Linked DNA regions of Mus musculus: region 1 is linked to region 2. A link is a contact called in ENCODE Hi-C or POLR2A ChIA-PET data. All regions are on one chromosome and are shown on one strand. The core of a region is the stretch at or near the end of the contact, and the rest is flanking DNA. Distances in the headings are between cores, read along the strand shown.

Evidence for each region. A loop is a pair of places that touch in the nucleus more often than their neighbours do. ChIA-PET counts read pairs that join two places held with the same protein, here RNA polymerase II (POLR2A).
Region 1: POLR2A ChIA-PET joins it to region 2 with 36 read pairs in embryonic stem cell. The contact joins the enhancer-like site here to the promoter of Wdr61 in region 2. A Hi-C loop is called at or near these places in 4 of 37 maps with a recorded cell type or tissue (ES-E14, T-helper 17 cell, mouse embryonic stem cell and 1 more). POLR2A ChIA-PET finds 5 or more read pairs at or near these places in 4 of 5 experiments (Patski and embryonic stem cell).

Annotation. Positions count from the first base shown.
Region 1 is chr9:54,801,638-54,806,109 of GRCm38, forward strand. No RefSeq gene overlaps it. Among named protein-coding and RNA genes, the nearest start is that of Crabp1, 39 kb to the left of the region's middle. Within about 2 kb of position 2,819, at least 1 of the 3 ENCODE cell types and tissues checked has a DNase peak (open chromatin) inside an H3K27ac peak, as active enhancers do.
Region 2 is chr9:54,731,032-54,735,902 of GRCm38, forward strand. It overlaps Wdr61 (WD repeat domain 61), which reads right to left and starts at 3,518. Exons shown (of 11, transcript NM_023191.3): 1 at 3,444-3,518; 2 at 356-406. The coding sequence starts at 367.

The DNA.
Region 1 (4,472 bases), core at 1,569-4,068, 70 kb after region 2:
TGTGCACGTGGCTGGCTTTAGAGAGCACATAACGGAGAGGCAGGGGCATAACTGTAACCAACGGGGACAGGCCCAGGCAAGCCTCCCTCTTCCGTTCCTGGCCCAACAGGGTGGGACTAGCCCCAAGGATTAGAGCAGCTGCTGTCAGGTGGATAGCTGCTGGCCCCAAGTGAAGCAGCAAGAAGCTGCCACCGGGACTGACTCCAGGTAAGGGCTCTACTGATTCACGTGGGAACAGCAAGCCTCTGGCCTCACTGACATACAGAGATGACCCTGTCTCTCACACTGAGTCAGCACGAACTCCAGCCAATCCCTGGATCCACAGCTGTAATTCAGATGGAAAGAACACTGAGATACGAGACTTGGAGGAGCCGAAGTCAAAGTCTCCCTCTGGTCCCAAAGTCTCCCACCTTGAGCTCGGTCTCCTGGCCACTTTAGGGTCTCAGTTTACTTTTATGTAATAAGAGAGATTCTCTCTCTCTCTCTCTCTCTCTCTCTCTCTCTCTCTGTGTGTGTGTGTGTGTGTGTGTGTGTACCTGGTGTTCAATAAATGTTGATGTAACCCTTCCATATTTTCAAGATACCAGTGGTCATATGTTGACCTAGTTCTTGTCCTTACTAAGCAGACTGTGTGGACAGGAAGACAGATACTAGTCAGTGAATCACATGAGACAGTGCACAGTGACAACAGCAGGTTCAACAGCAGGACATAGTGAAAATTTGCAGCAGAGGACCTGACTTCCCTGAACATAGCATGTCTAAGTTGAGCACTCAGAAGTAATGGGGTGCATTAGGCAGATAGAAGAGGGGCAACAATCTAGGCTCTAGAAACAGCACATGCAGAGGCTCTGAGGCAAGAGAGTATTCAGCAGCCAGGGCCAGAAAGGGGGGTCAGTCTAAATGATGGAATTAGGTGGCCTGTGGTGAGAAGAGAGCCTAGAAAGGGGTGAAGCTAAAACTGTGTGCTGGATGATAAATGCCAAGCCAATTATATATGCTTCCAACCTCAAGGAGCTTATGATTCACCCAACGGGATAACTATTGAGTTTCTTGTCAATATTCTTGGGTGTGTCAGGTCTATTATTGCATCTTGGGCCATGGCCTATAAGAAATTAAGGCAGTGTCTAACTTATCCAGTTGGAATTTCTACAAACCACCAACCTCTCAATGTATACACAGTCCAGCTGCGAGGAATGGAGAGCAGCCGAGAACCAGCTTCCAGAAAGTTTAAGGATGCCCAGGGGAGAATGAGCCCAATCTGCCTTTTTCCTGCCACATCTCTGTGAATCACATCCATTTGCTGCTGACTGCACAAATGGTTTGCATTAGGGGGACCATGGTCTTGTCTTTTCTGCTTTTATTCTTTCCAGATGAGGCTAGACTGGCAGGCCTAGCAGGATGGAGGAGTGGGGTGATTGATCGGCAGCCAATCCAAGGAGCCTTGGAGGGGTCAGAGGGGAGTGTCCAGCCTCAGGCTAAGGGAGGTGGAACCCCCTTTTAGCCATTCCTGCACATCTTTGTTCTGTCTGGGTGTGGCAGTTTGGTGACCTCACAGTAGTGACTAAAGAGGGAACAATGGCACTAATTCTTTAGTATTGAGCAATCATCCTGTTGGGAGAATCTAAGTCTACACACTTGTCAATAATCCTAAATGGACTCAGTTTCGGGGGGGAGGGGTGTCCCCATTCTGGGAGGTGGGAGGAATGTGATATTGGTTAATCTGATGTCTTCCTGAATTGTGCTGAACTCCTGGAAGGGCTGTGAAGGAAATGGGCATGGGGTGACTGCATACCCAGCCGTGCTTCTCACTAGGCCTGGGAGATGGCCCAGTGAGTAAGAGCACTTACTATATAAGTAAGTGCCTGAATCCCCAGAAAAAAAAAAACCTAAAAAGCCAGGATGTGGCTGCACATGCCTGTGGCCCCAGCACTGCAAAGGGCAGAGCCAGAGACATCTGCAACTTGCTGCCTGCCAACAGAGCTAATCAGCCAGTTCTGGGTTCAGTGAGAGACCCAGTCTCGAGGGAATAAAGTAGAGAGTGATAGAGAAGGACACCTGATGTCCTCCACTAGCCAACACACATACACAGACACCCATGCGCGCACACACATTCACACACAAACAAACACACTCTCACATACATATACACACACACACACATTCACACACATATCACACACACATTCTCTCACACATACACATTCACACACAAACACACTCTCACATACATACATACACATACATGCACACACTCTCTCACAAACATATCACACACACATTCTCTCTCACACACACACTCATATACATTCACACACACACACACACATGAAGCAGTGTTATATACCATAAAGATTCTCTCCTCCACCCAGCAGCAGCACAGGTCCTTTCCGCAAACCAGTGACTTGTCTTTCTGAGGCCCCAGGACACAGGGGCCACACCATGTCATTCTTGATCACATAGGACACAAAGGTGGCACTATCAAGCTGTACCAAAGGAGCTTGGATAAGGCTTGGCTGACCTCCTGCCACTGGCCTGGACTTCATAGCTCCCAGTCTCCTTTCCTACCTCCCAGCCAATAACTTTTCTCTCCGAGGAACTGAGAGCCCACTCCCACTCACCCTCACCTCAACCAGTGCACCCAAGACTCCAGGGGCTTTGCTGTGCCATTCCTCCACTCAAGCTGTAAGGGGATAATCTTTGGGCTGGTAGACTCAGGGGAGAGCCAAGGCAGAGGGATTGTTGGAGGTCAAAACTAAGATGTCAGCTGCTTTGTCAAGTACTGAATTACAACCCTTACCGAGGACTCAGCACATGGCTGGTGGCTGTGTTAGTGCCAGAAAGCTGTGACTGCAGAGCGTACAGCTCCGTGTCACACCCACTGAGCTCAGATTGAGCTGTAAGGCCTGTGCGTCAAAGGAGAAGCTTCTGGAAGCTTCTGGGATCCTTGCAGTCACTGTGTCATACACAGCCAACTGGCCCAGCCAAGCACAGCCTCCAGATACACTGGTCACCTCAGACACTCTGCCAGCTGCTAACACCAGGAGTAAAAATGGTTCCCGTTATCTCTGATTACACACTGGCTGGGAATTCCTTGACAGTTGGATTATATCTTTGGAAGCAATTTCTGTGGAGATTTACTTCATTCTATCCATACTGCCGTCTTGCTGGACCTTAGACGCTTGTAATTACCCCAGGGCCATTGCACACACTTTTCCTTGGGCTCAGAGGATATTTCTCCTGCTAGATAGCCACAGAGCTTCAAGCAGTTGATCAATTGCCATCTGACCAGTGAGGCCTCCCCTGACCAAATTATTTGAGATTGTTTTCCAGCCCCCTCCGCATTCTTTCTTCTCTTCCTCACCAGATTCTCCAAAGCATTTATGACCATACGTCCTACCTACGTTTATTGTCTTCCCCTTCTGGAAGGATTTGATTCTGGCAATTGGTCATGAATGAAAGGAAGGGAAGGAGATGGGGAAAGGATTTCCCAGGAGCTTCCTGTCTCCTTCCCACTGTATCCATAAAGCACTAAAGCACAGAGAGGTTAGATGCCTTAGCCAAGAACACACAGCTATTCAGTAGACGAAGGTAATCTCTCTTTCTTTCTCTCTCTCTCTCTCTCTCTCTCTCTCTCTCTCTCTCTCTCTCTCTCTGGCTTTCCTAGTTTTTGAGATAGAGTTGAACTTAGCACATTACTTCAATCTCAAGGAAGTCCTCTTGTCTCAGCTTCCCAAGAGCTGAGATTACAAATGTGCACCCAAATATCCTGGATCTTTCTTCACATTTTGTTTGTTTGTGTGTGTGTGTGTGTGTGTGTGTGTGTGTGTGTGTGTGTGTGTGCGCGCGCTGTGGCACACATGTGGAGGTCAGAGGACAACTTTCAGGAGTCAGTTCTCTCCTTCCACCTCTAGTTTCTGTGGACAGAATCAGGTCGTCAGCTTTGCCATGGGCTCCACATGTTTCCAGCACCCCTAACCCCTTTCTTTCCTGTCATGGTGGAACCCCTTTCACCCTTCCCAGTATGGCTTCTAGACTTCCCCAGGAAATCTTTGTTGGTACTCTGGGTTGAGAGCTGTCTTTCCTTTTAACCAAAGCTCACACAGTTCCTGCCCCCATCAAAACTCTGGACAGAACGTGTTTCATATGTGGTTGTTTCTATGTTAGAGAACATATATGTTGAGAGCCAAGCTAGGGATTGGCACTTGTGTTTGTTACTCCAACACTCGGGTGTTAGAAGCAGGAAGATCAGAAATTTGAAGCCAACCTGAGCTACAGAGTATAACCCAGTCAGCTCACAACCTCCTGGGTTCACAGGAGGCATCCGGTTTGCCTTACTGGAAGGAAAAACAGCAGGAAGGGAGAATGAGGTGTCAAGCCTCTTCCTAATTAACAGTTGCAAAACAGATCTTCCCAAGTGAGCCATCTTTCTGTCATGCTCCCTACCACATGAGAGGGTTCTACTGAATCCAGAT
Region 2 (4,871 bases), core at 2,268-4,767:
TGTTTGAAATCTAATTTTTACAGTTGTATGAGACAACACAGTCCATACCGTTGTCTGTAATCCTATAGGTGCTTATTGACTGTCCTACCTCCTACTGACTTTACTTTTATCTATAAATTCTTTTAAACCTCCTCAGTCCCCCTCTAAAATGTGGCAACAGCATGAAGTAATCTTAGTGTGGTGCACTTTCAAATGCCACCTAACCCTATGATGAGGAGGTACCCAAAGTCACCTAGGCATCTAGGAACCGGGCAAGAATTAAAAAATCATTTCCCTAACCACACACTCAGGCAATCTATTAAGTCTGAATTTGCCAGTAACTAACTGAAGCTTTCCCTCTCACTGCAGACCTTACCTGGTTGGTCATTTCCTTAACCAAGGATGAAGCGCTAAAGGCCAGACAGTTCTGTGGAAACAACACCAGGGTTTCCGTCAGTAAGATGATGTGTTCAGCACAAGGAGGCTGCACAGGTTCCTCTGCACCATGGTGACACCGTTATAAGATTCTGATACCTCTCTATGGATCAGTCCCTGCAGGCCCCATCACAGTCCTATCATGTGGTGGTGTGTGATCTTTCTCCCAGGGGGTCAAGAAATACACACTGCCTCCATCCATGGATTATTTCCCCAAATCTGAAGAGGGTGACCAGTATGTGTTCCCTTCTCCTTCTAAGAGACAGAATTACAGGCCATCTTCATTTTAAATTTTCTTCATCTTAGAAAGCAAACAAGGGAGTCCAAGACAGTAACATTCTTACATGCAAGAACACACACAGGGGTCTCAATCAAAAACTGCCTTTCGAGACCTACAGATATGTAAATAAGGCTGCAAGGTAACAAACTGGTGACAGTTTTCAAAGACTAACATATTTTATGAACAGGCTCAACATATTTTATGAACTGATTTAATTTCATTAAAGTTCTTAATTATATTAAGCTTTTTAAATTTTATTAACCTTAGATTTATTAAACATCCACACACACATACGCCCATACATTGAGTTTATGGATATGTGTGCATTCGTGTATTCACCTGCACAAATTGTCAAGGGACAATTTGTGGAACTCAGTTCTTCCCCAGGTAGGTGTTAGGCGTGACAGTAAGTGCCTTTACGTGCCCAAGGCCTTGGTATGTTTTGCACACCACTTAGCTAACAGACTTGCAAAACTTAAACCTTCTCTCTGGTTGTTTTCAAATACATAAAATACACAGCATTAGAAAGAAAACCTAGTATGTGCTCACTCTCTGTGGTAACTATGTTCTATAAAGTTACCACTAGTGGGCAGTATCAGACCATTCCTCTGGAGACTCAGAGGTAGGCCACTGAAAGCCTCTGGGACACATTTTTGTCAAGTGCTCAATATGTAATCACATGCTATGGTTTTGCTTTGTTTTGTTTGCATATGACTCTGTTTGACCATACATTAGTAATTCACTAATACTGAACTCAACCTAAACAGGGCTTATCTAAAATACTTATTTTTCTCTCTAAGACTCATTACAGCTTTCTTGCACTGGGCAAGAACATGGGCTATCACTCCGGCACCATGCCAGAGGGTTACCTTCACCACGGGCTCACTACCAAAACCAAACAAGCAACCAAAACACAAAAATGAGAAGGCATGGCACTAAACCCCAGAGAAAAGACACTTTCTCATAGAGTGAGAGCAGAAACAAGGCAGAAGCGAACTCAGAACTGGGCATCACGTGACTCAAAAGATTCAACACCCTGCACATCTTCTAAAATTATAAATAAATATAATCGAGTATGAAAATTCACAAACAGAATCTAGGCATAGGCTCTATGTGGAAAACAATCTTGTCAAAACATGAAAACCAAACTTATGAGAGCAAAACACACATGGCTCCTTATCATCACATTCTATAAGAATCAGCAAGTCTAAAAGATGCCGCAACCTCAGGACATAAACAACATCCTGCCAGCAGTTCCGTAATCCTAATTGTTTGGAGGTACTAAGCCTGGCTTTCTGGCAAGACCCTGTCTCAAAACAAACAACAATCCCATCACAACATTCTGATATGAAAACACCTGTGATCGCTAAAGCCGTTAACAAAGTCATATTTAATACTTGTTATGTGAGAATATAACATAATGGGAGAATATGCTAAATTTCAACTAGAAATTAACAAATATAAGAGTGTGAATTGTCTTCTAATCCATGTTCACAGCCCCTCAGTTCCATCCTCACTTAACAGGCCGTACATACAGCTCAGACATCTGGGCTCATGCTACCTGCTTCAAATATGCAAACCAAAGACTAACAAATGTTTACCAAGAACAGAAACTCAGACAGACACATGATTTCTAAATAGTCCTGGCCTAAGAGATCTTAATCAGGTGTGCTGACTTGTGACTGTTACTGATTTGTGACTCAAGAACAGGACCTTGCCCAGACTAGAAAGCTCTCCTGACAATTTGGCTCAAACAAGTTGAGACACAAACTGCATGAAGACCAGCCCTCTTAGTGATACTGCCTCCTCTCTGCCCATACGAACCTCACACTTGGCAATAGAGAAAAACGACAATTTTACAAGTAAGAAGGTTTATAGGGAGTCAACTTTTAAAAAGCTACCCTCAAAATAGGGTGTGCAGTTCCATCAGGCTGAACCTTTGAGGACGTACTGCATCAGATCCTATTTTAACTATTATACAGATTAGCTCACTGAACCTTCCTTAACGCCGTTTAGTAGGCACTCTTACTAGCTCCGTTCTTCTGGCTAGAAGAGAGAGGCTTAGAGCAGCTGACGGAAGCGTAGGTAAATACACAGTTCCTACTACTAAGACATGTCTCATGACAGGTAATTTCAGAACCAAGAGAATCCCAAGAGGCCTCTATGCCATCTCTCTCTTTAGGAAAATTTCCAGTTATCGGGGCTGGATTTAAAGGTCCTTCTTCAGGCTTCCCAGAGACTAACCCATGCGTCTATGAAAGTTTCTCAGGCACGTCTGTAACGCACCATACCACATGGTACTTGAAATAAAAGGAACTCACTCTCTGCTTAGTGTTCAATGACGTGAAGCTTGCTACCTAACAGCGTGGCTAACTACTATAGGACTGGTATTAAGAGAGTCCTCTATCTAAGGGGAAACTACTCCCCTCCCCAGAGTCCTCTATCTAAGGGGAAACTACTCCCCTCCCCACCCCGCAAAGAAGCCAACCCTCATTTCCGGGATGCACAAAACATTATCTGGGAGCAAAATTAGTCCACCTATGGGCCTTCTGTCTGCCCTTGGGACTCGTGCCTCGCGGACTAGCCAAGTTAAATAGAGTCACGAAAGCCACCCTTGGACTCCTGGAGCCTCCGTGAACAAACCTGCTGTGGTGGCCTCCAACTCTCCCGGTTCAGTCGCCCTCTCGCCCTAGTAGGCAACAGCACCAAAGACCACCATTCCCCAACTCTGCCCAGCACACCAACTCACCACCGTACAGCCAGCCGCACAGCACGCCTGACGTCAGTGGAGCACGACCGTGGCGCTCGTGGATGAGCTAACGAAGGGGCGGGGCCTCTCCTGGGATGCGGGCGGGACCGGCAGAGCGCCCCCCTGCTGCCTTGGCGTGCGGGGTTGGGGTGAGGGTGGAGCCAGGGAGAGTGGGCGGGGAGTACCTAGGGCAGCCTGCTGCTAACAGGCTTCAGAAAGCTTCTCTGATGACTTCCCGGGTTCGTTTTTTCTTCTGTTTTTTTTTCTTTCTTTTTTTTTTTTTCCCCGCTTTTTCTTCGTCCTCTTTTTCTTTCCTTCTCCTTTCCAGCCCAGCCTCGCCCCCCATCTCCCACAGCAAAAAGCTCGAAAATCATTACAATAAAGGTTTTCTAAAACAACCTAGCTCTGTAATTTTTAAAGTGCCACATTTTAATATTGTTAAAAGTTGTGTGCACGTATGGGAGTGTGCACACATGTCATGGTGTAGAAATGGAGGTCAGAAGACAACTTGAGTGTCTTAGTTGTCTCTGTCACGTGGAGCCCAGGAATGGAACCCAAGTCATCAGGCTTGAAGGCGGCCACTTTTATCTGCTGAGCCATTCCCTATATATTTTTTTTTAATAGCGCATAAATTCAAACCCAGGATGTTGCCTATGCTAGGCAAGCATGCTCCTGCTGGCCTACATCCCAGCCATCTATTTATTTATTTAGAAACAAGTTCTCAATAAATTGCCTAGGCTGGCCTATAACTTACTCTGTAACTCTGTAGCATAGGCAGTCCTTGGATTCCTGCTTCTATTGCTTCAGTCTCCAGTATCTCTAGAGTGACAGGCCTGCACTACCAGGCCTGGCTATAACTCTGTCGTTCAAACTCAAAGCCGAAAAATACCTCAGAGTGCTGTTTCAAGATGCCAAACAGAGAACTGAGAGAATTCCAGTAGAATTTGGACATTGAATTATTCGTGTGCTCTTCAGTGACTGAATAATTATGATGTGAACTCCAGATATGCTTGTTCAAAGACTATATTAAACCCCTACCTTTCACCTCTCTACTGTCAGAGCACCAAGCACATGAGGTCATTAGCATGGTCTACTGTGAAGCAAGAATAACAGGCCTCTTATGTACAATGAATGTCTTTGACATGCAATCAAGACTATGAGTCCTGCCTCAGAATAATATTTATAAATGGATCAATATCCACATAGGATTAAAGGGAAATAATTCCATCAAAATAGCCATAAATATGCAAAATAATAACACACCTACCTGAGCTCAACAGATCTAATACCGTCTGTGATTTCAAAGTATCAATACACATACACAATGCTTTGAATTATCTTCAGTGGTTGTAATAAAATAGGAACAATACTGTGGTTTGATTTAGTGACCAAGTCAATTACTGTTAATGCCTCCTGGTTTATTGTGCA